4 separate regions of the Homo sapiens genome follow, and regions 1, 2 and 4 are each linked to region 3. A link is a contact called in ENCODE Hi-C or POLR2A ChIA-PET data. All regions are on one chromosome and are shown on one strand. Each heading gives the region's core, a stretch centred on a gene start or an enhancer-like site at or near the end of the contact. The rest is flanking DNA. Distances are from core to core; before and after follow the strand shown.

What was found. A loop is a pair of places that touch in the nucleus more often than their neighbours do. ChIA-PET counts read pairs that join two places held with the same protein, here RNA polymerase II (POLR2A). Pooled maps may share reads with other maps.
Region 1: a map of naive thymus-derived CD4-positive, alpha-beta T cell shows a loop between it and region 3 (13-fold over the local background). The contact joins the promoter of GARRE1 here to the promoter of CEBPG in region 3. A Hi-C loop is called at or near these places in 1 of 168 maps with a recorded cell type or tissue (naive thymus-derived CD4-positive, alpha-beta T cell) and 7 of 50 pooled maps. POLR2A ChIA-PET finds 5 or more read pairs at or near these places in 3 of 52 experiments (A549, common myeloid progenitor, CD34-positive and naive thymus-derived CD4-positive, alpha-beta T cell).
Region 2: a map of CD14-positive monocyte shows a loop between it and region 3 (5-fold over the local background). The contact joins the promoter of NUDT19-DT here to the promoter of CEBPG in region 3. A Hi-C loop is called at or near these places in 1 of 168 maps with a recorded cell type or tissue (CD14-positive monocyte), 8 of 37 single-sample maps with no recorded cell type and 11 of 50 pooled maps. POLR2A ChIA-PET finds 5 or more read pairs at or near these places in 4 of 52 experiments (WTC11, activated T-cell and activated naive CD4-positive, alpha-beta T cell).
Region 4: a pooled map shows a loop between it and region 3 (4-fold over the local background). The contact joins the promoter of GPI here to the promoter of CEBPG in region 3. A Hi-C loop is called at or near these places in 2 of 37 single-sample maps with no recorded cell type and 11 of 50 pooled maps.

The regions. Positions count from the first base shown.
Region 1 is chr19:34,253,226-34,259,601 of GRCh38, reverse strand. It overlaps GARRE1 (granule associated Rac and RHOG effector 1), which reads right to left and starts at 5,048. Exons shown (of 14, transcript NM_014686.5): 1 at 4,988-5,048. RefSeq lists a silencer at 227-427 and an enhancer at 4,230-4,751.
Region 2 is chr19:32,688,864-32,694,601 of GRCh38, reverse strand. It overlaps NUDT19-DT (NUDT19 divergent transcript), which reads left to right and starts at 2,306. Exons shown (of 2, transcript NR_186320.1): 1 at 2,306-3,239. NUDT19 (nudix hydrolase 19) reads right to left here and starts at 2,781. Exons shown (of 3, transcript NM_001105570.2): 1 at 1,928-2,781. The coding sequence starts at 2,641. LOC124904690 (a long non-coding RNA gene) reads left to right here. Exons shown (of 2, transcript XR_007067226.1): 2 at 508-1,637. RefSeq lists a silencer at 2,409-2,818.
Region 3 is chr19:33,370,369-33,376,212 of GRCh38, reverse strand. CEBPG (CCAAT enhancer binding protein gamma) reads right to left here and starts at 2,504. Exons shown (of 2, transcript NM_001806.4): 1 at 2,318-2,504. RefSeq lists a silencer at 1,908-2,717.
Region 4 is chr19:34,362,836-34,369,297 of GRCh38, reverse strand. GPI (glucose-6-phosphate isomerase) reads right to left here and starts at 4,102. Exons shown (of 18, transcript NM_000175.5): 1 at 3,910-4,102; 2 at 2,863-2,953; 3 at 2,447-2,515; 4 at 596-715. The coding sequence starts at 4,031. RefSeq lists an enhancer at 2,288-3,028.

The DNA of each region.
Region 1 (6,376 bases), core at 3,799-6,298, 880 kb before region 3:
TAAGACACGCAAGATCTCTGAAACCTGGGAGAGGTTACTTGGTGACTCCCCTTCTAGGCACTTATAATACTTTATGACAATTGCTTATTTGGCATTCTTCCCAGGATGTGCTGTCCAGCTCTGTATTCTGATCTTCCAGTAAAGTAACTGGGCTGTACTGTAGGTACTCCATAAATGTGAGCTAACTCAATTCTTGAGTAAATTCACTGGGTCTCCTCTTTCACATCCAGAGTAGGACCACGTTAAGCCTGAAATCCCTTAAGAAAAGGTACAAAGTCTAAATCGAGGTGTAGGGATAGAAAGCAAATGGCAAATACAATCCATATCAAGAAGGAAGATGTGATTCACCGGCTGGTAAGAACCTTAAGAGTCAGGAAGGACAGGACACCTTGATAAGTGATATTTATTTATTTATTTATTTACTTATTTATTTTGAGACAGGGTCTCGCTCTGTTGCTTGGGCTGGAGTGCAGTGGCACAATCACAGTTCACTGAATCCTTAACCTCCTAGGCTCAAGCAATCCTCCGGCCTCAGCCTCCCAAGTAGCTGGAATTATAGGCATGGACCACCACACCTAGATAATTTTGGAGTCTCACTATGTTGCCTAGGCTGATCTCAAGCAATCCTCCCACCTTGGCCTCCCAAACTTCTGGGATCACAGGCATGAGCCCCTGTGCCAGACCTAAAATTCATTTTTTTAAGAGACAGAGGTCTCACTATGTTGCCCAGGCTGGTCTCCAACTCCTGAGAGCATGTAATCCTCTCACCTTGTCCTCGCAAAGAAGTGATATTTTCTTTTCTTTTTTTTTTTGAGACGGAGTCTTACTCTGTCGCCCAGGCTGGAGTGCAGTGGCACGATCTCAGCTCACTGCAAGCTCCGCCTCCCAGGTTCACACCATTCTCCTACCTCAGCCTCCTGAGTAGCTGGGACTACAGGCGCCCATCGCCATGTCCGGCTAATTTTTTAATATTTTTTTTTTAGTAGAGATGGGGTTTCACCATGTTAGCCAAGATGGTCTCGGTCTCCTGACCTCGTGATCCGCTCACCTCGGCCTCCCAAAGTGCTGGGATTACAGGCGTGAGCCACTGCGCCCGGCCAGAAGTGATATTTTCTTCACCTGGAGAAAGCATGGCCTCAGGAACATGTCCAGGGGTTACTGAACAGGAGAAAAAGAATTGACCTGCAGAAAACTCTGAGTCGGGGGTCACTAAGTGGTGGCAGAGGTAAGGAAATGAGGTGGTTCTCTACCCAGGACTCATATACTGGATAAGTGGGAAGGAATATGTTTTGGAGCGGGGGTAAGAGGTACAAAACTAGGCTTCAGAAAATGCCCCAAGGTAGATGTATGAAGAGAAGCAGTAAAGACAAATGAGAAAGTGCAGTCACAGATTTCAGGAAATGACCACACTAGTTCCAAGTCAAGAAGGCCAATCAAGGCCAAGCGTGGTGTCTCACGCCTGTAATCCCAGCACTTTTGAGGTCAGGAGTTCAAGACCAGCCTGGCCAACATGGTGAAACCCCATCTCTATTAAAAATACAAAAATTTGCTGGGGGTGGTGGCGCAGACCTGTAATCCCAGCTACTCGGGAGGCTGAGGCAGGAGACTCGTTTGAACCCTGGAGCCAGAGGTTGCAGTGAGCTGAGACCGAGCCACTGCACTCCAGTCTGGGCAACAGAGCAAGACTCTGTCTCAAAAAAAAAAAAAAGAAAAAAAAGAAAAAGAAAAAAGAAGGCCAATCAATGGGAGATTCACGAGAGCAAGAAAGAATAGCTCACCATGCCAAATACCTGAGATCAAAGTCAAGGAAAATAATTAAGCAATGGCCACTGCATGCATCAGTTAGGGGACCCTCAAGAGGGCAGTTTCAGTAGAGTTAAAGACATTTGAAGCACAAGCACAACCTGTTGCTGTTTTTCCTTAATCCAAACACAACATTCAGGCTCTCTGTGAACTTACACTTCAGAGAAAACGGCAACCTGCTTTTCAATAACTCCAAAACAAATCAATTCCTTATCTAAACCAACATTTTTTTGCCTACCTAGGAAGATCATCATTTTTCACTAAGGACAAAGTTACAGGAGGAAAAAAGAGTGATTAGCCAGGGGTGGTGGCTCACAACTGTGATCCCAGCTCCTAGGGAGGCTGAGGCAGAAGAATTGCTTGAACCTGGGAGGTGGAGGTTGCAGTAAGCCAAGATTGCGCCACTGCACTCCAGCCTCGGGGACAGAGGGAGACTCCGACTCAAAAAAAAAGAGAGTGGACACCCAACCCATGTGATATCCCAGCCTGCTAGCTTTCAGAAACAATTATTTCCTATAGACTTGGAAGACCCACTTGACACATGGATCCTGATGTATTAGGCTATAGGTTTTCAACAGAACAAACATTTACTAAAATTTTCACAGAATCATGTGCAATTTGCTTAAAAAAAAAAAAAAGGATGCTTAAAACATGGTCTTCCAAACATCTGGAGATAATTTTAGATTGAAAAATCTAGGCTTGCCAAGGGAATCTGAGAACTTTTCTATCTTGGTCTCCAATGCCAACCTACGTATTTGTGTGCAAAAATAGAGGAAGATTAGAATCTCAAATGCCACACTGAAAAGTTGCCACAACAAACCTGAACTCTTCATATGGAGTTTGTTATCTTGTCAGCAAGAAAGCAAATGAAACGGCAATAAACTAAACTTTTTGCTTTAAAAAGAAAAAAAAAATCTCAAACATGAAATATTCCCTGTACTTGTATTGGAAAATGATTTCTTTTTAAAACAAAATATTGTGAAGATACTGTGAAAAGAAAATACTGTGATTTTTAAAGACACTTGAAAACATCTAAGCACACACAAAATGTAAATATGAACTTTGTAAGTAGCCCTTACAAACATACACTTAGAACTTTTAGTCTAAAATATGATAAAATGATAAAGCTTACATATTATTCAATAAATCTGGAACTGACTAGCCATTTACAAAATATTTCATATTTTAAACCAAGAATGAATTTTAGGTAGACTAAAGGCAAAAAAATAAAACCATGAAACGATGAGACGCAAACATGAATTTCTTTTTTTTTTTTTTTGAGATGGAGTCTCACTCTGTTGCCCAGGCTGGAGCGCAGTGGCACGACCTCGGCTCACTGCAACCTTCGCCTCCTGGGCTCAAGCGATTCTCCTGCCTCAGCCTCCCAAGTAGCTGGGACTACAGGAGCGCGCCACCATGCTTGGCTAATGTGTTTTTTTGTATTTTTTTAGTTGAATCCGGGTTTCACCACGTTGGCCAGGCTGGTCTAGAACTCCTGACCTCAAGTGATCCGCCCGCCTCGGCCTCCCAAAGTGCTGGGATTACAGGCATGAGCCATCGCGCCAGGCTGGAATTTTTTTTTATGACAAAGAGACAGAAAAATTGTCCAAATATGTCAAAGGAAAACAAATACTATGTATTCTTAAAAATTGAACGTTACGGCCGGACACGGTGGCTCACGCCTATAATCCCAGCACTTTGGAACGCCGAGCCAGGCGGATCACCTGAGGTCAGGAGTTCGAGACCAACCTGGTCAACTGGGCGAAACCCTGTCTCTACTAAAAATACAAAAATTAGCCGGGCGTGGTGGGTGCCTGTAATCTCAGCTACTCGGGAGACTAAAGCAGGAGAATCGCTCGAACCCGGGAGGCTAAGGTTGCAGTTAATCTAGATCCCGCCACTGCACTCCAGCCTGGGTGACAGAGGGAGACTGTCTCAAAAAAAAACAAATAAAGTTACCTTTGACCCCATTTGTAAATTTATTCTAAGATAACAATCAGACCAGGTGTAATATCTCACACTTGTAATCCCAACACTTTGGAAGGCGAAGGCGTGAGGGTCGCTTGAGGCCAGAAGTTTTGAGACCAGCCTGGGCAACAGTCTCTTATTAAAAAAAAAAAAAAAAGACCATATCAAACAAATCCTTCCGGCAGAATTGTTTATCTTGTGACAAATTGGAAACTATCTCAATGCTCATCGGTGGTTAAATCACATACTGTAAAGTCCATAAAAATAACAATACCTATCTGTATTTATTGATTATCACCAAAATGTTAGCAGTGGTTGTCACTGAATGGTAGACTGGCAGATGACTGTCATTTTCTACCTTAAGACTTTTTGTGTCGTCTTGAGTGTTTTGCCAGGAAAGGAGAATTAACTGCTTTTATAATGGGGATGAGGGACCAGAACAAGGTATTTTCAAACTGGAGGCCCCCAAAGCTGAGTCTCTGGAAAATTTCTAAAAAGTCTAAACAAAATTCTTATCATGCCAACCAGGCACGCTTCTTTCCTCGCACCGCGCGGCGCAGAAAGACACACCCCTGACTCTGCGCTCGTCCCTCGGGCTCGGGTCCTCCACGCTCAGCCCCGGCCCTCCCGGTCCCCGCGGACCCTCCCCTCGGGCCCAATGCGCCAGCTGGCTCCGCAGGGCCGGAAAAGCGCGTTCCTCGGCAGCCTGGCGCCGCCGGGAAGGTGCGCGCAGCCCGCCCGGCAGCCCCGGGATGGCGTGAGGGCCGCCTCCCCGGCTAGCCCCAGCGGACCCCTGCCGCCAGCAGGCCGCCCTCCCTCCGCGGGCTTCCGGGAGCGGGTCCTGGCGCCAGCGCGACCTCCCGGGCCCCGGCGAACCGAGGGAGCGTCCCCTTTCCCCGCCTGACGGGCGCCGACCCGCCCCTGCGGTGCCGCGGCCGCCGAGTCTCCGACGCGCCCCCAGGTCCCGGGTTCGCGCCAGGAGGCCCCTCCGGGCTTCCGTCGGCCGGCCAGCGCCCGCAAAGCCCGGCGTCCTCCACAGCGGGCGGGCAAGGGGCGGGAGCCCACGGCCCCGCGCCCTGCGGCCCCGAGCGGAGCGGCGCCCCGCGGGCCCGTCTCGCCGTCTGCCCTGGCTGCGGCCCGCGGCCCCGCTGCCCACCGCCCACCGCCCGACCCCGCCCGCCAGCCCCCGCCTGCGCCCGCCGCGCCCGCTCCTCACCTGCGACGCGCCCCGGCCCCCAGCGCACCGCCTTGGACCGGCTGTGTACACCGGAAGTTACGTCTCCGGTCCGGCCCCGCCCCCGCCTCGGGCGGACGCGGGGAGGTTGCGGATCCCGCGCCTAGAGCGGACTCTCCTCTCGCATTAGAGGGGAGGGGGCGCCCCGGAGCCTCCTCTCCTGGGACCCTGGGCCCCCAAGCGGGACGGCCGGGGCGGAGGTTGAGGACTGGCGGCCAGAGCCGGAGGTCCACCCAGATCCCCCACCATGGCTTGGCCCCCGGGCGGGAGGGGTCGGGCTGCGTCCTCCTGGATTTATTACTGAAATTGACTGAAATCGATTACTGGCGTATGGAGTGTTTCCTAGATGCCAGGCCCCGACGGGCACTGCAGGAACGGGTAGTGCTCTCTCCCTCATAAGTTTATTCCTTAGTGGTAAATACACAATACCATTGTCACATATCCGGGTGATAATATAGTACCAATGGTGACAAGTGGTAGGAGGGGAAAGAGTAAGAGGGAGGGAGAGAGTACCCTGACCTAGTAAAGGAGAGTGATCCGGAATTCCCCCAGGGAAAGAGCAGGAGCTGAGGTCCTAAGGGGTAGAAGGGAGAAAAAAAAAAAAAAAAACGAGAAGGGAGGAGAACACATTACGCAGAAGCAGCAGCAAGGGTCTTCCAGTTCTGTGGGTTTTGTTTGTTTGAGACGGAGTCTTGCTCTATCGCCCAGGCTGGAGTGCAGTGACGTGATCTTGGCTCGCTGCAACCTCCACCTCCCGGGTTCAAGTGATTCTCCTGCCTCAGCCTCCCGGATAGCTGCGATTACAAGCGTGCGCCACCACGCCCGGCTAATTTTTGTGTTATTAGTAGAGACGGGATTTCCCCATGTTGGCCACGCTGGTCTCAAACTCCTGACCTCAGGTGTTCCGCCCACCTCGGCCTCCCAAAGTGCTTGAGCCACGGAGCATGGCCCAGTTTTGTGTTCCAATAATAAATCAGAGTGGTGAGAAGTTAGGTCTTACTTGACAGTGTTGCAAAACTAATGAGTTTTAAGCAAGAGGTGATTTGTCCATACTTGAGAGTGTAAAGGGGTTACTCTAGATGCAGTGTGGAGAAGGAAGGACTACGGAGGGGAGGCAAGAGTGGATATAAATGTGTACACCCATGTTCATATTAGTCAGAAGGTGGAAGCAACCCAATGTCCATCCACGGGTGAATGGGTTCACAAAATGTGGTATAAACATAACAATAGAATATTACTCAGCGTTGAAGGAGGCCGGGCGCCGTGGCTTACGCCTGTAATCCCAGCACTTTGGGAGGCCAAGGCGCGTGGATCACCTGAGGTCAGGAGTTCGAGACCAGCCTGACCAACATGATGAAACCCCGTCTCTAC
Region 2 (5,738 bases), core at 1,057-3,556, 680 kb after region 3:
GCTCAAGTCCATCAGCACAGGGCCATACAACTGATACCCCTACTTATAGGGCTAGAAATGGCCACTGCTACAGGAACCGGAATAGCCAGTTTATCTACTTCATTATCTTACTACCACACACTCTCAAAGTATTTCTCAGACAGTTTGCAAGAAATAACAAAATCTATTCAGTAAGGATAGTAACTACAATCCCAAATAGACTCTGGCAGCAGTGACTCTCCAAAACCCCCGAGGCCTAGACCTCCTCACTGCTGAGAAAGGAGGACTTTGCACCTTAGGGGAAGAGTGTTGTTTTTACACTAACAAGTCAGGGATAGTGCAAGATGCCGCCCGGCATTTACAGGAAAAGGTTTCTGAAATCAGACAACGCCTTTCAAACTCTTATACCAACCTCTGGAGTTGGGCAACATGGCTTCTCCCCTTTCTACATCCTGTGACAGCCGTTTTACTATTACTCGCCTTCGGGCCCTGTATTTTTAACCTCCTTGTCAAATTTGTTTCCTCTAGAATCAAGGCCATCAAACTACAGATGGTCTTACAAACGGAAACCCAAATGAGCTCAACTAACAACTTCTACCGAGGACCCCTGGACCGACCCACTGGCCCTTTCACTGGCCTAGAGAGTTCCCCTCTGGAGGACACTACAACTGCAGGGCCCCTTCTTTGCCCCTGTCCAGCAGGAAGTAGCTAGAGCAGTCATTGCCCAATTCCCAACAGCAGATGGGGTGCCCTGTTTAGAGGCGGGATTGAGAGGTGAAGCCCCTGGACTTCCTGGGTCCAGTGGGGACTTGGAGAACTTTTCTGTCTAGCTAAAGATTTGTAAATGCACCAATCAGCACTCTGTAAAAACGCACCAATCAGTGCTCTGTGTCTAGCTAAAGGTTTGTAAATGCACCAATCAGTACTATGTAAAAACGCACCAATCAGTGCTCTGTCTAGCTAAAGATTTGTAAACGCACCAATCCGCACTCTGTAAAAATGGACCAATCAGCACTCTGCAAAATGGACCAATCAGCAGGACATGGGCAGGGCCAAATAAGGGAATAAAAGCTGGCCACCCAGCCACCAGCACCCAACCTGCTCTGATCCCCTTCCGCTGTGGGAGGTTTGTTCTTTTGCTCTTTGCAATAAATCTTGCTGCTGCTCACTCCTTGGGTCCGCACTACCTTTATAAGCTGTAACACTGACCACAAATGTCTGCAGCTTCGCTCCTGAAGCCAGCGAGACCACAAACCCACCAAGAGGAACAAACAACTCCTGACGCACCACCTTTAAGAGCTGTAACACTCACTGCGAAGGTCTGCGGCTTCAATCCTGAAGTCAGCGAGACCACGAACCTACCAGAAGGAAGAAACTCCAGACACATCTGAACATCTGAAGGAAGAAACTGGACACACCATCTTTAAGAACTGTAACACTCACTTCGAGGGTCCGCGGCTTTATTCTTAAAGTCAGCGAGACCAAGAACCCACTGGAAGGAACCAATTCTGGACACACCAGGAGCTGGAGACGAGCCTGGGTGTGCAACACAGAGAGACAAGACCCCCATCTGTACCAAAAATAAATAAAAATAGGAAGACTGGATCATATTAAGTCTGTTCTCCAAGAAAACCAAATTAAACGGCTGTGGAGATGTACTATGTCTACACATGTACAAGTGCTTACACAGTGGCCACGCTGGAGGAACCACGTGGAGAGACAGGCTCCAGGCCTTGAGACCCCAAAGCCTAGGAAAGCAGAGAGCACTTCACCAAGAGCATGGCTTTGGTCTACAGGGGTGAGAGTTTCCAGCCCGTCTAAGCGTTCCTTGCTGCTTAATCTCTCTGGGCTTGGCCTATGCGGGGGTCCCTTGGGGGCCTGGGCCGCTGGGAGGGGTCCTCCCTCTCACGTCCTGGCGGTCCGCAGCAAGGCCCTGAGCAGGCCTTACCTGGTAGCCCACCACCTCCGCCAAGTCGGGGTAGACGGGCGGCGGCTCGCGCAGGCAGCACAGGAAGAAGGCCGTGTCAAAGCGGCGAGTGGTGCCCCGCAAGAAAGGGGTGAGCCAGGCGCTCCAGTTGTGCAGCGCCCAGATGTCGGGTGTGCAGTCGAGGTGGGCGCACAGCCGCAGGAAGTGGCGCGGGTCCTGGCGCACGCGGTCGCGCCAGGAGGCCAGGCCCGGCGGTGGCTCCAGGGCGAGGCCAGGCCCGGGTGCTGGGCCTGGTGGGGAAGTCCTGGGCCGCAGCAGCAGCACGCCCGCCTCCTCAAAGGCCTCCCGCACGGCGCAGATGCGGAAGGCTACGTCCTCAGGCAGCGTCCCAGTGTTGTCGGTCTTGTGGTCATCGGTGTCGGGCAGCGACGGGAAAGCGGTGCGGCTGAATGGCGCCGGGCCCAGGCCGAAGCGCGGCGGCCCGTGGTGCGGCGCGAAGAGGCCCAGCCAGTCCGCCGAGCGGTCGGCCGCATCCAGCACTCCGCCGGAGAAGACGTGCGCGCCCGGCATGAAGCCTTGGTGCGGGGAGCGCTGCAGCAGCAGCAGCCGGAAGCCCTCGGCCGGCGGCGGGCGCGACGGCGGGGTGGCGGTCTCCGGGCGCGACCAGCCAGCCGCCAGGACGATGCTGGCCGCCCGCCGCCAGCGGCTGGGGCCCGGCCGCAGGGAGCTGCTCATGGCGCGCAGCTTCCCGGATCCGATTCTGGCGCGGCCTGAGCTCCACGGCAGGTGGCCCGGCCCTGCAGGGACCCCAGCACCTCCGGGGGCCTCGCGGGAATTGAGGACGAGCCTCTGGCGTTGGGTGAACCTGGGCGTTTGGTCGGCAACGGCGCCTGCCTGTGGGAGGGGCACCCGAGCAGGGACCGCCTCGAGTGCACTGGGGCCCAGCTAGGGCACTCTCGCGGGACAATGGGTGTCACGGCAGCCAGCGACCGTTTGTCATTCACAGCTGCCTGAAAGGAGGACCGCAGTATTCCCACGCAGGAAGCTTGGACCAAAAGCAGGAATGCTTAAGGGCGCATATGACTTGCCATGGTAAAAAACAGGATGCCAACCCAGGCCTGATGACATCCACCTCACTAAAAGCTAAGGACTAGGACTTTCTGCTTTAAACAAGGACCCACATGTGGGTGTTTTCTGTGGGAGAGGGAGAGAGGACATTCGAAGGGCAGAAGTCTGACCTTTGCAAGCACACGTGAACCACACCAATGAGAAATGAATGGACGAGCCAGATGCCAATTTATAAATTTCCTACTGCACACCTTGAATGTGAAAGGTACTCCCAGAGTAATTTCTCTCGTGTTCTGGTTACCTTTTATTGTCAGGGCGCCTGGGGACGGCCTTAGGTGTCTTAGGACATTTGACGAGTTCCACTTTGATGGGAGATGTTTAATCTGGGCCTCCACATGGAGATTTCTCTCCACCTTGTTAGTGTCTAGAAGACTTCCACCTCCAATAGCAGGATTATGATCTTTTGAAAAGCCTGTGTAAATTTGAGTCTTTTCTTTTATAACTCCTTATCAGTCACCGACAGCTTTTCCCATAATTGCTATTATAATTGGATCACACATTTGTTATGTTTTTGGATGAAATACACTATACCCCTGCCGACCCTCACAAACCATCATTTTAATGTGGGTTATTTCCTGGGTAGAATCCACAGATGACATTGTCAATATTTAGGGGTTTTGTTTGTTTTTTTGTTTGAAGAGACCTGGTCTCTGGCCAGGCGCTGTGGCTTACACCTGTAATCCCAGCACTTTGGGAGGCCGAGGTGGTCGGATCACCTGAGGCCAGGACTTCAAGACCAGCATGGCCAACATGGCAAAACCCCGCCTCTACTAAAAATACAAAAATTAGCTGGGTGTGGCGGCCCGCGCCTATAGTTGCAGCTACTCAGGAGGCTGAGGCAGGAGAATCACTTGAATCTGGGTGGAGGTTGCTGTGAGCCAAGATCCTGCCACTGCATTCCGGCATGGGTGACAGAGCGAGACTCTGTCTCAAAAAAATAAATAAATAAATAAAATAAAAATACAGAGCAATGGAGAGAAAGGCACTCAGGTGATTAAAGTAACATGTCTTCAATACTAGGAGTAATAATAATCCTAGGGGATAATAATATTAGTAGTTACTGGGTACAGTGTGTGAGGCACTAGGAACTTTATTAGTATTAGTTGTGTAATTCTTACAAAACCCCATGAAGTGGAAACAGTTACCACTATTTTACAGATGACTAACCATTTATGGAGGGATTAAGGGTCTTAAGAACATACTACTCCCTTTGCTGTAAAATAACACCGTGGTTTTGTAGGTGAATGTGTGTGTTTCAACATCAGCTGGTTTTCACAGAAGCTGGTTACTCATGAGTGAGATGACCAAGTCCTGGTCCTGGGTGCATAGCAAAACAACAGAAACTGAACCTTTTTTTTTTTTGAGAGGGAGTCTGGCGCTCTCACCAGGCTGGAGTGCAGTGGTGCGATCTCGGCTTACTGCAATATCTGCCTCTCGGGTTCAAGCAATTCTCCTGCCTCAGCCTCTGGAGTAGCTGGGATTGCAGGCGCATGCTACTACGCCTGACTAATTTTTGTATTTTTAGCAGAGACAAGGTTTCATCATGTTGGTGAGGCTGGTCTCTAACGCCTGACCTCAAGTGATCTGCCTACCTCAGCCTCCCAAAGTGCTGGGATTACAGGTGTGAGCCACCACACCTGGCAGAAACTGGACCTTAACCAACACAGAACAGTGTCCAAAATGTGCACACTGCCATGACTGTCATATTTGGGGCACTGAGATGACACAATTACAGTTTATGGATTCAGAGATCATGTCATATAAACTCAGTTATCTGAACTGTAGCCAAGAAATGATACAGAAGCAAAGAACTATCCATGAGCATTCAAAGAGATACAGATATCATATTCATATCTAAAGTGCTCTGCTCACAGGATAATTTGTGGATATGTTATTTACCTAATGCTGTTAACAAATTAGTCAAAAACTTGGTGGATTAAATCAATAAACACTTATTGTCCAGGCATGGTGGGTAATGTCTGTAACCCTAACACTTAGGGAGGGCGAGGCGGGAGGATAACTTGAGGCCAGGAATTCAAGACCAGCCTGGGAAACACAGTGAGACCCCTCCTCTTAAAAGAAAATTAGTGGGGAGGTGCAGTGGCTCACGCCTATAATCACAGCACTTTGGGAGGCCAAGGTGGGCGGATCACAGGTCAGGAGATCGAGACCATCCTGGCTAACACGGTGAAACCCCATCTCTACTAAAAATACAAAAAATTAGCCGGGTGTGGTGGCAGGCGCCTGTAGTCCCAGCTACTCAGGAGGCTGAGGCAGGAGAATGGCAAGAACCCGGGAGGCAGAGCTTGCAGTGAGCTGAGATTGCGCCACTGCACTCCAGCCTGGGTGACAGAGTGAGACTCCGTCTCAAAAAAAAAAAAAAGAAAAAGAAAATTAGCTGGGTGTGGTATCACATGCCTGTAGTCCCAGCTACTCAAGAGGCTGAGATGGGAGGATCGCTTGGGCCCAGGAGTTGGAGGCTGCAGTGAGCCATGATCACGCCACTGCACTCCGACCTGGGTGACAGAGCAAGACTCTGCCTCAAAAGAAAAAAAAAGATGGGGCACAGTGGCTCACACCTGTAATCCCAGCACTTTGGGAGGCCGAGGTGGGTGGATCACCTGAGGTCACAAGTTTGAGGCCAGCCTGGCCAACATGGTGAGACCCCGTCTCTACTAAAAATACAAAAAATAAAAATAAAAAT
Region 3 (5,844 bases), core at 1,255-3,754:
ATATTCCTCCCCTTGCCCACCAAAATAAATTTTTCACTCGATTTCCTCAATGAAGGTCAACATTTCAAAATAGTCACAGATGTTTCTCCTTGGTCCTAACTCTGTTTAGTCTCTGGGATTTGACAATTCCACCTAAAACAAACAAAAAAAAAACTTCCCATCTACTCTTCCTCTCCATCCCAATCCCATCGAAATCACCTTAGGCCACTATCATCTCTCAGGGACACTGGTCTCTGGTCTAGCCTGCTTCCTCCAACCTCTGTCTCCAGAGCAATTGAACACTCAAACCTGAGTGAGTCATTCTCCTGGTGAAAATTCATCTCTGGCTCCAGTCTACAGGATCAAATCCAAGGTCCTGACCCTCTCTCCTCCCTCACACCACATCTTGACAGTACTAAACCACTATCTGTATCCTAAATGGTCTGTGCTTTCTCTTTTCTTTGGGCATCTGGGAAAATTTGTTCCCTAGGTCTGTCAACTCCAGCCGCATCGTGTCTCCCTGCAGATCTTCACAAGCATCTAGCGCAGGGTCCATGAGGAAGGGGACGTCCCCTTTCTGGGAGTACAGAAGTGGGTCACTGGAGCATTAGAAGAACATCAACATCATCTTTCTAACCCAATCCTTTTGAAGTGATTTACAACACACAAAACAAATAGACTATTTGTAAATGAACATCCATTAGGAGGTCATGCTCATTTTTGTCTTTTTTTTACTGATAGAGCTAGAAAGCCACAAACGCAGGAGGCCAGTGTACCTATCAATATAACAACCCATGGAACCAACCCTCCCAAGAACGCACAATACAGCTGGAATCGTGGCTACCTGTATTTACCATTACTGTGACCAAGTGAGGCAATCTTAGACCACGAGACCAAATTCAGCCCCACGAGGTCCTATTTGTCTTTACCAGGGGCTCAGCACATAGTGTTTAATTTCCCAGGGATGAAACCATCTCTCCAAGATCAGACAGCCTTGCAGACAGACATGATGTGATCTTGAGAATTTAAAGGATATTCTCAATGAAGTTTTGTTTCCATCTACTTTTTTTAAAAGCAGGTATTAAAAATAACTGAACCAGCCAAGTGTGCCCACCAAAAGCAGGAATCAAGAAGCTGAAATATGCTTCAGCTCCCTTGTACCCTGTAATTATTTAGCCTTGTTTACAGCAACTTTTTCCAGAAGCAGAATCGACCTTATGAACAGCTTATCCCAAATACTACTCAAGGGCTAACAGATGACCACATCTTAAATATCAAGAGCTTCTAGGTGTAGAATGTCTTCGTAAAGCAAGCCCTTATAGGATTTTCTTTTAAAATTTTCTCTGGGAGTCACATTTCTTTGGGAGAAGTCTGCCTTAAGTGACAACCTATTCATATAAGCAGTCAATTCTGACACAACTACCAATTTTGGTGTCACCCATCAACATTGAGACCTTTCTAAATCTTATACATTTCAGGATGCCAGATTACAGTATAAACTTCAAACAAGAGGAAAACCCAACACGTAAACCTGCGGAAGAGAAGCAACACACCAGCTGCCCTGGAAAACACTCTCCTCCCCCCGCGACACATGCATTTCCATCCTTCGCATCTGGTCACCTCCGCTGGCTGTCGGCCCTGCTCCGCTCCCTCCAACTATGCCTGCGAAGTGCTTCATTTCTTCTCTATTCGACCCGTAGGTGTTGCGTGTTCTTCTAAACTACGTTCAACAGTAAAGTGCAGGACATTCCAACAGCTCCACAAAGAAGCAAAATATTATCTCTGCAAAGTCATGCATTTAAAAACCAGTTGCTTTCCCTATTTTATTGATCAGTCTTTGAACTTCTGAACAGATTTTCGATCACCGCAAGCTGAGCCCTTCTAGAAGATCAGGATTCTAAAGCTCGACTCGGTCCACCTTCTGCTATTCTGGGAACACCCTTCATCCCCAGGGGCCAATGCGAGCCTGGCGGGTCACAGCGCCCGTTTCACCGAGAGGGGGCCGGGCTCCGCAGGGGGCATTCCCCGGCCGTTCGCGCGCTCCCGGCCCGCCGCGAGGGGCGCCCCGGGCAGCGCGGGGGTCGACGGGCGGCGCCGCAGCGCTGGGCCGCGGCCAGGAATGAGCTCAGCGTCCCCGCCGGGTGTTGCCGGCAGGTTGCATCAGACGCCGCGCGGCGCCGCCGCCCGCGCCTCCAGCCTCGCGTGGCCTTCCCGGGCCAGCGGGCCGTCTGGGGCCGGGGCTGGGTTTCCCCGAGCCGGGCCCGCACCCAGTCGAGCGGCCGGCGTCGCCGCGGCCTCCTCCTCCCCGTTCTCAGGGCGCCCGCCGCAGCCTCCTTACCTGCTCCTCTAGCCCGCCTGCCCCCAGGCGGCCTCCACTCCGAGCGGCCCCGCGCGGTGCGGCCCGAGCCGACCCAGGCCTCACAGCCCGCGAGTCAGCGAGGAGGAGCGACGGTTACGAAACCGGCAGCCTCCGCCCGTTCCGCAGCCGCGGCCACCGGCTTCCCCTGCTCGCCGGGGCCGCGCGCGCCGCCGCCGCCATCCCGGCCAATGGGAGCGCCGGCCTGCCGGAGGCACCGCCTTCTCTCGCGACGGGCAGCCCAGTCGACCAATCGTGGGCAGGCTGGCGGCGGGAGGCGGGCCCACGGTGGGGGAGTGGGTTCCGCGCGGCTGGCTCGGCGGGTGTGGCGGGAGCAGGGAGCTGCTTGCTGCGGCGTCCGCGGTCCCTAGGCAGCTCGCCCGGGCTGGCGGCGGCCTAGTGCTGTGGACGACTCAAGTTCGAGTCGGAGGCTGAAAAGCCGTCACCTTGTGGAGGCCAGACGTGCCTTTGGAAGCATTTTCTGAGGTGGTTTTGTGAACCACCGGCGACTGTTTTGGTTTCGCCGCGTCCCTTGGAAGCCCCCGCGGCGTCCCTCACAGAGTTTCTGCGAACGGAACGCCCCGCAGGCGGGCGGGCTTTGTCGCCGCAAAAAGAGTGGAGGCTGACGCGGTGGCTCCCGCCTATAATCTCAGCGCCGAGGGAGGCCGAGGCGGGAGAATGGCTTGAGCCCAGGCGTTGGAGAACCAGCCTGGACAACATAGCGAGACCCCATCTCAGTTACTAATTTTTAAAAAATCGAATGAACCCAGATGTTTCACACATAGGATTAGCATTGATGTCACATGGGTGAAATCCATGTGCTGCAGGCTGTGCTTTGTTGTTAGGGTGAGATGAAGTGAATTTCTTAAAATGATTCTCTTTGGGTGCCTTCCAGGTGCATGGGTGCGAGGTGATCTCTGAAAATAAGCAGCGATCCAGTGTGACTTAAAACTCGCCAGGAGAACCCGAAAGCGTTTTTTTTTTTTTTTTTTTTGAGACGGAGTCTCGCTCTGTCGCCCAGGCTGGAGTGCAGTGGCGCAATCTCGGCTCACTGCAAGCTCCGCCTCCCGGGTTCACGCCATTCTCCTGCCTCAGCCTCCCAAGTAGCTGGGACTACAGGCGCCCGCCACTACGCCCGGCTAATTTTTTGTATTTTTTTAGTAGAGACGGGGTTTCACCGTTTTAGCCGGGATGGTCTCGATCTTCTGACCTCGTGATCCGCCCGCCTCGGCCTCCCAAAGTGCTGGGATTACAGGCGTGAGCCACCGCGCCTGGCCCCGAAAGCGTTTTAACACCAGGAAGCAGCAGCTCGCTGGGCGGAGGGCAGAACTCGCCTGATAGGTTTAATTGCTTCCTCTTTAGCAACGCGTATCGTTCAAACAATTGAGGCTTTGAAAGAGGAAATGTTTCTTCAGCGCCCATGGAACCGGCTCGCCCCGTAAGATTGTTTCGAGGAATCAGTAAGATGATAAAGCAATAAATAAAAATTAAAAGGGGTCACAACGGTGAACAATGGGCTGGGCGCGGTGGCTCAGGTCTGTAATCCCAGCACTCTGCGAGGCCGAGGCAGGCTGATCACTTCAGGTCGGGAATTAGAGACCAGCCTGGGCAACATGGAAAAACCCCATCTCTACCAAAAATACAGAAGATTAGCCGGGTGTGGTGGCGCTGTGCCTGTGGTCCCAGCTACTCTGGAGTCTGAGATGGGAGGATGGCTTGAGCCTGAGAGGCGGAGGTTGCAGTGAGCTGAGATTGAGCCACTGCACTCCAGCCTGAGCCACAGAATGAGATCCCTGTCTCCAAAAAAAAAAAAACAGGTAATAATGCTCACAGATGCACACTTAGGAGAATAAGTGTCATTGAAACAAGTGTGTTTCTTCACGTTGGCTCTCAGTATTCTCAGCTTAAATTTCTTTTCTTCTTTTTTTTTGAGACGATCTTGCTGTGTTGCCCCAGCTGGAGTGCAATGGCACTGCCACAGCTTGATCACAGCTCACTGCAGCCTCGACTTCCTGGGCTCAAGCCATCCTCCCACCTCAGCCTCCCAAGTAGGTGGGATTACAGGCATGCACCACCACACCTAGCTAATTTTTTAAAAATGTTTTGTAGAGACAAGGTCTCACCATATTGTCCACTCTGGTCTCAAACTCCTGGGCTCAAGTGATCTTTCTGTCTCGGCCTCCCAGATTGCTGGGATTAAGGGTGTGAGTAACCAAGTCCTGCCTGAACTTGCTTTGATCAAGATTTTAGTACTATTAAAATAGGATTGTGATTTATTGCTCACAAAATCATAATTTTACCCTGAATATTTCCTAATCACTTAAAAAATGTGTAAGGGGGCCAGACACAGTGGCTCACGCCTGTAATCCCAGCACTTTGGGAGGCCGAGGCAGGCGGATCACCTGAGGTCAGGAGTTTGAGACCACCCTGGCCAACATGGTGGAACCCTGTCTCTACTAAAAATATAAAAATTAGCCAGGCGTGGTGGCGGGTGCCTGTAATCCCAGCCACTCGGGAGCCTGAGGCAGAAGAATTGCTTGAACTCGGGAGGCAAATGTTGGCAGTGAGCTGAGATCACGCCACTGCACTCCAGCCTGGGTGACAGCAAGACTCCATCTCAAAAATAAAAAAATAAAAATAAAAAAGGAAAGAAAAGAAAAAAGAAAAATGTGTAAGGGGAAAAAAAAGAACTTGCATAGGTATATTCAGTTATCCTTTGGTTTGCAAACCGCCCTGCCAAGCTGTTCCAGCATTCTTTGTATCTGTGTCTGGGCAGGCCTTCTTACACACCCAGCAAGTCTAGTCAGTGCCCAGGACACTCGGGTATTTATTTTCTTTTCAGCTGGTAGCTGGTAGTTTTTCTTCTACTCAGTTTACAAGTATGCATTTGGTGCCAACTATGTACTAAGCCGTAGGCTAAGTGTTGGAGATTCAGCAATGAGCAAGACAAACACACAGTCACTGCCCACATGGAACTTACACTTACAGCCAGGCAGACAGGCGTTTGGTAATTACACAATTTTTCTTTCTGTCACCTATGCTGGAGTGCAGTGGGGCAAGCATGGCTCACTGCAGCCTGGACCTCCTGGGCTCAGGTGATCCTCCCACCTCAGCCTCCCAAGCAACTGGGACTACAAGGCATGCGCCACCATGCTTGGCTAATTTTTGTATTTTTTGTAGCAATAGGGTTTCACCATGTTGCCCAGGCTGGTTTCGAACAGCTGAGGTCAAGTGATGCACCCACCTCGGCCTTTTAAAGTGCTAGGATTACAGGCATGAGCTACCTCCCCTGGTCCACAATTTTTCAATTACCATTTTCATAGATACTACAAGAAAGCAGTACAAGACGCTGTGAGAAATCAGAAGCGAACCAGACCTAGTCTGATGGGTCCGGGGAAGCCTGAAAAATTGACAGGATTTGGCTAGGCAATACAGAGGACGTGGGTGCAGCAGTCACAGGGAATTCTTGTCCGGGGCCCTGTGATGGGAGAAATTTAAGGCTAAAGTGG
Region 4 (6,462 bases), core at 2,853-5,352, 990 kb before region 3:
GCAGGCAGATCACCTGAGGTCAGGGGTTTGAGACCAGCCTGGCCAACATGGTGAAATCCCGTCTCTACTAAAAATACAAAAATTAGCTGAGCAGGGTGGCGCATAATTGTAATTCCAGCTACTCGGGAGGCTGAGGTAGGAGAATAGCTTGAATCCAGGAGGCGGAAGTTGCAGTGAGCTGAGATAGCACGACTGCAGTCCACTCTGGGCGAGAGAGTGAGACTCCATCTCAAAAAAAAAAAAAGAAAAAAGAAAAAGCTCCTTCCTTTCCTGACTGTCCTGTCTCTCAGGGGCCCCACTTTTCATTTGAAGCCTCTGTGGTTTGTCACCATGAGTCCATAGGTGTCTACAATTCAGGAAAGAAACTGGCCCCACTTCTGCCAGCAGCAGATTCCTTCAGAGCAGAGCCAGGAGAAATTCAGGCCTCAGCAGAGACTCCAGGGTCAGCGATCACACAGGCAACCCCTCCCTTAAGCTGCAGTGAGAACCTGAGTCCTGCCTACAAGAAGAGGGAAGAGCTGCCCCTTAGGGCTCCCAGATTCCCAAATAACTCACACACACGGCCAAGGGTGAGTCCGGCCCAGTAGCCACTTACCTGGCAGAAAGACTTCATCTTGTCCAGAACCTTGTTGACCTCTGGCATCACATCCTTGCCGTCTACCAGGATGGGTGTGTTTGACCGGTTCCGCAGAGCCACGTGCAGCACGGCTCGACCCTGGGGATTACGGTCAGGATATAAAGACTGCCCCCCCCAACCCCAGGCAGCCATGCTCCCAGCTGGGCATGGTGCCATAGCTCGGCCCTCTATCCACTAGACAGGCAGGCCCTGAGGTCTCTGTTAGCACCATAACCTTGTTCCAAGAACCCACTGTATGCTTAGAGGAGTAGGAGCTCCCCAAGGACTTATGTGCTGCAGACAGTCAGGAGGAGAGGAGGGGACCCATATATGCCTAGGACAGGCCCCGAAGGCCTGCCAGAGATGCTCAGGGCATGAACAGTGAGAGAAAAGAGGAACAGTGAGCAAAGGCAGAGAATGGCAACAATACATGTCAGAAACAAGCAATAAATGCTTTCAGAGGCCGGGCGCCATGGCTCACGCCTGTAATCCCGGAACTCTGGGAGGCCATGGCAGGTGGATAACTTGAGGTCATGAATTCGAGACCAGCCTGGCCAACATGGTGACATCCTGTCTCTACTAAAAATACAAAAATCAGCCAGGTGGGGGTGGCACACACCTGTAGTTCCAGCTACTCAGGAATCTGAGGCAGAGAATCGCCTGAACCCATTAGACAGAGGTTGCAGTGAGCCAAGATCGCACCACTGCACTCCAGCCTGGGCGACAGAGCAAGACTCCATCTCAAAATAAATAAATAAATAAACGCTTTCCGAAGATGAGTGCTCATGAAGCCTGAAGTAACCTCATCCTCCCAATGTGTGTCCATGGTGTTTGCTGGCACGTTTTAGGCAGTGTCCTCAGCTCCTTGGATTTGCAGCAAGGCATGCAACTCAAGCTTCCCTCACCAAGCAGCCCGATAACTACCAACTGCCAGGAACCAAACCAGACTTGAAGTCTGTGACGGGTGCCAGGCGGCTGGCCCAGCCACGTGAGTGAAATGGCCTGAAGTCAGCAGAGGAGTCCTTGAGGGAAGGTCTAACGACCCCAGGTGGGCAGGAAAAGGATCATCTTGGGATTCCGACCCAGTGAGAGGCTTGCTAAGGTGGAGGGCTTCATGCCACCCCACCCTCACCCTGCCAGACCCCACTCCTGCGCCACATTTTATTGGCAAATGCACTCCTCCAGAAAGCCTTCCTTGATTGCATCCTCTCTCAGCTTAGACCCACAATGCAAGACAGGTTGAGTGTGAATCTCCATTCTGCCTCTTACAGCTATGACATCTTAGATAAGTGATGTGACCTCTGAACCTCAGACTCCTCACATGTAAGAGGAGGATAATGACATCATGAGGACAGAGTCTGGGTGCTCAGTGTCCATTATACCTCCAGGCTGGGCTCCCATACTGAGTCAGGAACAGGGGCCCCCAGGCCTGGCCTCACCACTGCTTCCTATTGACTCCTACTGCTTGAGTAGGCTGAAGTCTTTGGTGATCTAAGATTCTTCTTGTCGCTACTAAAACTTGCATTGAGGATATATTAGAGTTAACTTCTCCAAGAAAATGTCAGCCTTGAGAAACTCTCCCTGTGGGTATGAGATATGCTCCTCCCAGGCAGACACTGGGAACCATTCCAAGGAGCTCACCAAACCAATCTTGTGGAAGGCACACCCCAAAGCCCTGCTACAAGCAGGAGGAAAAAGGCCTTCAGGCCCCTCATTAAGCAAAAGCATTGCCCAAGAGAAGGGGTGAAGACACAGGGTGATGCGGCTAACAGTCAGATAAACCCCAAAGGGAAGGAAGGAGGCCCCAGAGGGTATGTGGGGCCTGCTCACCTCGGTGTAGTTGATCTTCTCACCATTGAACATCCGCTCCCGGGCGGCCTCCACGCCCCTGGACTTGGCCTAGGAAGAGACGATACTGAGGCCTGGTCCCACCCACACTGGCCACCCCAAGTGTCAGCCCCCAAACACAAGGCTTGGTGCTGTCCCCAATGAGACAGACAGACGGCTGCTGTCTGGTTCCCTCCCCTGCTGTCTGGGAAGGGTCTACTCAGACATCAGACACTGGGGTCCCTGGGATGCTGCTTAGAACCTAAGCCAGGGACAGGTGCCTCACCAGCACAGAGGAGGTGACTGAGGTCTAATGAGAGGAAGAACTCAAGATACTCAAGGTCCTGGGGACTCCCAGGAGCCCAGCTCACCCACCACTCTGTCGGTTACCAGTTATGCCTCCCCAAGCAGAACATTACCAAGTCCACCAGCATCCGCATCACGTCCTCCGTCACCAGGTTCTTGGAGTAATCCACCAGGATATGCCCATGGTTGGTGTTGAGGGTCAAGCTGCAGAAAGATGGAGATGCTGCTGACCACACCCTGGTCTCCCTAGCGGGGAGCCATGCCCTAAGCAGGAGCTGTTCCCAGAAGAAACATCCTCCCTGACCCACGCCCCACAAGGGCCGCGGCCACCCAGCACAGTGGTGGTGTCTGTCACCTGCTGGCCCACCAGGATGATCTGCAACAGCAGCCCAGAGAAAGAAGCCATCCTCACAGACCGTAGATGCAGGCAGACCCTGGATGAGGAGCCCGGACTGAAGTGGGGGACCACCCCTTCCCAGGGCTTCCACTTTCTGCCGTAAGTTACTCAGGCACCCATCCAGATGACAGGGATGGCCATCGGGACGTCTAGCCCGGAGCCACAGTCGCTCCCCTCCCCCGCCTCCACCAGTATCAGTGATCAGAGCTCCCTTGGCCGCACTCCCGCCCATGATTTGCTCAAACACTCCTTCCCACTTCCCGGTCGTGCACAGGTGTCTTCTGCAGGAATCACGCCCGACGTCTCCATCCTTCCACCCAGCTCCCTCAAACACCCCCGCCCGGGCTGCCCGCCCTGCAGACGCTCCCAAGCTCATGTGGCCAGGAGCGGATGGAAAGGGACAGCCCTTTCCCGCTTGCTGCGTCAGCCAAGGCCTCTCTTCACAACTGCGAAAGGAGCCCCTGCTCAAATGGCCAGAGCTGCACGGGGAGGAGGAGGGGAAATGTCCCCACGGAGGGGCCCGTTTTTCCTCGTAACGAAGCAGACCCGGGGCCGAGACTCCCGGCGAGGCTGCAAGCCCCCAGGAACGCACTCCAAGGAGACTCCAAGGACGAAGTGCGGACTCGGCCTGGGCCCCAGTCCGTGGCCTGGAGGTCGGGGACTGGGGTCCCCGGGCACCGCTGCCCCCGCCTCCAGACCCCAGGCCCGCGTGCCCGGTTCCGGGCGCCGCGCGTGGCAGCCCCCGCCTCCGGCCCGCCCGCACCTGAAGTGGTTGAAGCGGTCCTTGTTGGCATCGAAGAGGCGGCGCAGGTTCAGCTCGGAGCGGTGCTCGCGGTACCATTGCTGCAGCTTCTGGAACTGGGGGTCCCGGGTGAGAGCGGCCATGGCGGGACTAGAAGGTACACTGAGTGAGACGCGAGCCGAGGAGGAAGGAGCGCCGGCAGCGCGCAGCAAGCGAGGCGCGTGGGCGCGCGGCGGCCTTTATGGCGCAGGCGCCCGGCCCGGCCCGGCCCGGCCCCACCCCTGAGCCCCGGCCCCGCCCCCGACCCGCGCCCCGATACCCAGGCCGGGTGCCCGCTGAGCGACCTTGCCCGCGGCCGCTGATCTGGGGCCTCAGCTCCTCTCTCCCTACCTCTTGCGCCGCCGCTTTGCTGGCCTCTGCCCGGAAGTGGCAGTGGGGAGGGTGGGCAGAGCCCGGGGATCACTGGAGCCCAGGTGTTGGAGGCTGCAGAGAGCTACCATCGCGCCGCTGCACTCCCTGTGCACTAGTCGGCTTCATTCATTCATTCGACAAAACTCTATAGATCGAACACCTTCCACGTTACAGGCAGTGTTCTAGGCGCTGTGGATACATATGTGCCAAATAAGCAAGTACAACAGATGATGTGTGTCTGCTGGTGGTAAGGGCTATTGAGGAAAACCAAGATGAAAAGGGTGCTGAGAATCGGGGTTGCAATTAAGAAAAAAGTGACTAGGCCGGGCGCGGTGGCTCACGCCTGTAATCTCATCACTTTGGGAGGCCGAGGCAGGCGGATCATGTGAGGCCAGGAGTTCCAGACCAGACTGGCCAACCTGGTGAAACCTCATCTCTACTGAAAAAAAAAATGCAAAAATTAGCCGGGCCTGGTGACACGTGCCTGTATTCCCAGCTAACTCGGGAGGCTGAGGCAGGATAATCACTTGAACCTGGGAGGTGAAGACTGCAGTGAGCCACTGTACTCCAGCCTGGGTGGCAGAGTGAGACTCCATCTCAAAAAAAAAAAAAAAGATGAGGTCAGAGAGCAAAAGGGAGGCAACAAGATCACGTAAGACCTTGTAAGTCATTGTAAGAACTCTGGGGCTGGGCACTCCTGCCTATAATCCCAGCACTTTGGGAGGTGGGATAGCTTGACGCCAGGAGTTCAAGCCGAGCCTGGGCAAGACAGCAAAACACTGCTTCTAAAATACTAAAAATAAATTAGCGGGGCATGTGGTGGTGCATATCTGCAGAGTCCCAGCTACTCGGGAGGCCAAGGCAGGAGGATCACTTGAGTCCAGGAGTTAGAGGCTGCCGTGATTACCACCACTGTACTCCAGCTTGGGTGACACAGCAACACCTTGTCTTAAAAAAAAGAAAAGAAAAGAAAAGAAAATAGGGAAAGGCTGACAACAAAAGAAATAAGTGGTCACTGAGGGGTCACAGGACTTTCCAGGGAACAGCCCTGTCCACATGGCCCTTTTCTAAGAACTGTCAACTCTTAAGATTTCACTGAGCTTCCACACCTAGCACAACCCTGGTAGTGCTGAACAGTATCTGTTCTACTGGAGTTCTTTTTTTGTTTGTTTGTTTGTTTGAGATGGAGTCTCGCTCTGTCACCAGGCTGGAGTGCAGTGGCGTGATCTCAGCTCACTGCAACCTCCACCTCCCTGGTTCAAGCGATTCTCCTGCCTCAGCCTCCTGAGTAGCTGGGACTACAGGCGCACGCCACCACACCCAACTAATTTTTGTATTTTTAGTAGAGATGGAGTTTCACCATGTTGGCCAGGATGGTCTCAATCTCTTGACCTCATTATCCGCCTGCCTCAGCCTCCCAAAGTGCTGGGATTACAGGCATGAGCCACTGCGCCTGGCCTCTACGGGGGTTCTGAGAAACACTCCAATCAGGGTTTTCTAAGCCAGTTACTCATCTACACAGAAGAGAATTCCCACCCCAAATCCTCTGTTTCAGAACAAAACCTCAACCAATGGGAAGGCGAGTCTCAGTAGCCACTGCCCCATTATCACTTACCCTGTGATTCCTCAGATGACTCTAGCCCAATAGTAACCACTGACTCCCTCTGACTCCTCCTTCTTTTTTTTTTTTTGAGACAGGGTCTCACTCTGTCACACCCAGGTTGGAGTGCAGTGACACGATCTTGTCTCACTACAGCCTCTGCCTCCCAGGCTCAAGCGATCTTTTCAACTCACCCTTCTGAGTAGCCAGGACTACAGGTGTGCACCACCATGCCCAGCTAATTTTTTCCTTGTAGAGACAAGCTTTGTTATTTTTTGTACAGACGAGGTTTCATCATGTTGCTCAGGCTAGTCTCGAATCCTTGGGTGCAAGTGATCTGCCTGCCTTGGCTTCCCAAAGTGCTGGGATTACAGGCATGCAGCACTGCACCTGCAAACTGAGACTGCCTTTTTCTAGTAGGTTATTTTGGTGACCAGATGGACGGCTGTTGTTCTTTGTCTAAAACCATCCTCTCCCACCCGTGTTTCTACCCCTGCCTGAATCCATCAGAGATGAGCACATAACTTATGCCAGCTAAACAGGGTCCTTTTCCAGGGCCCTGC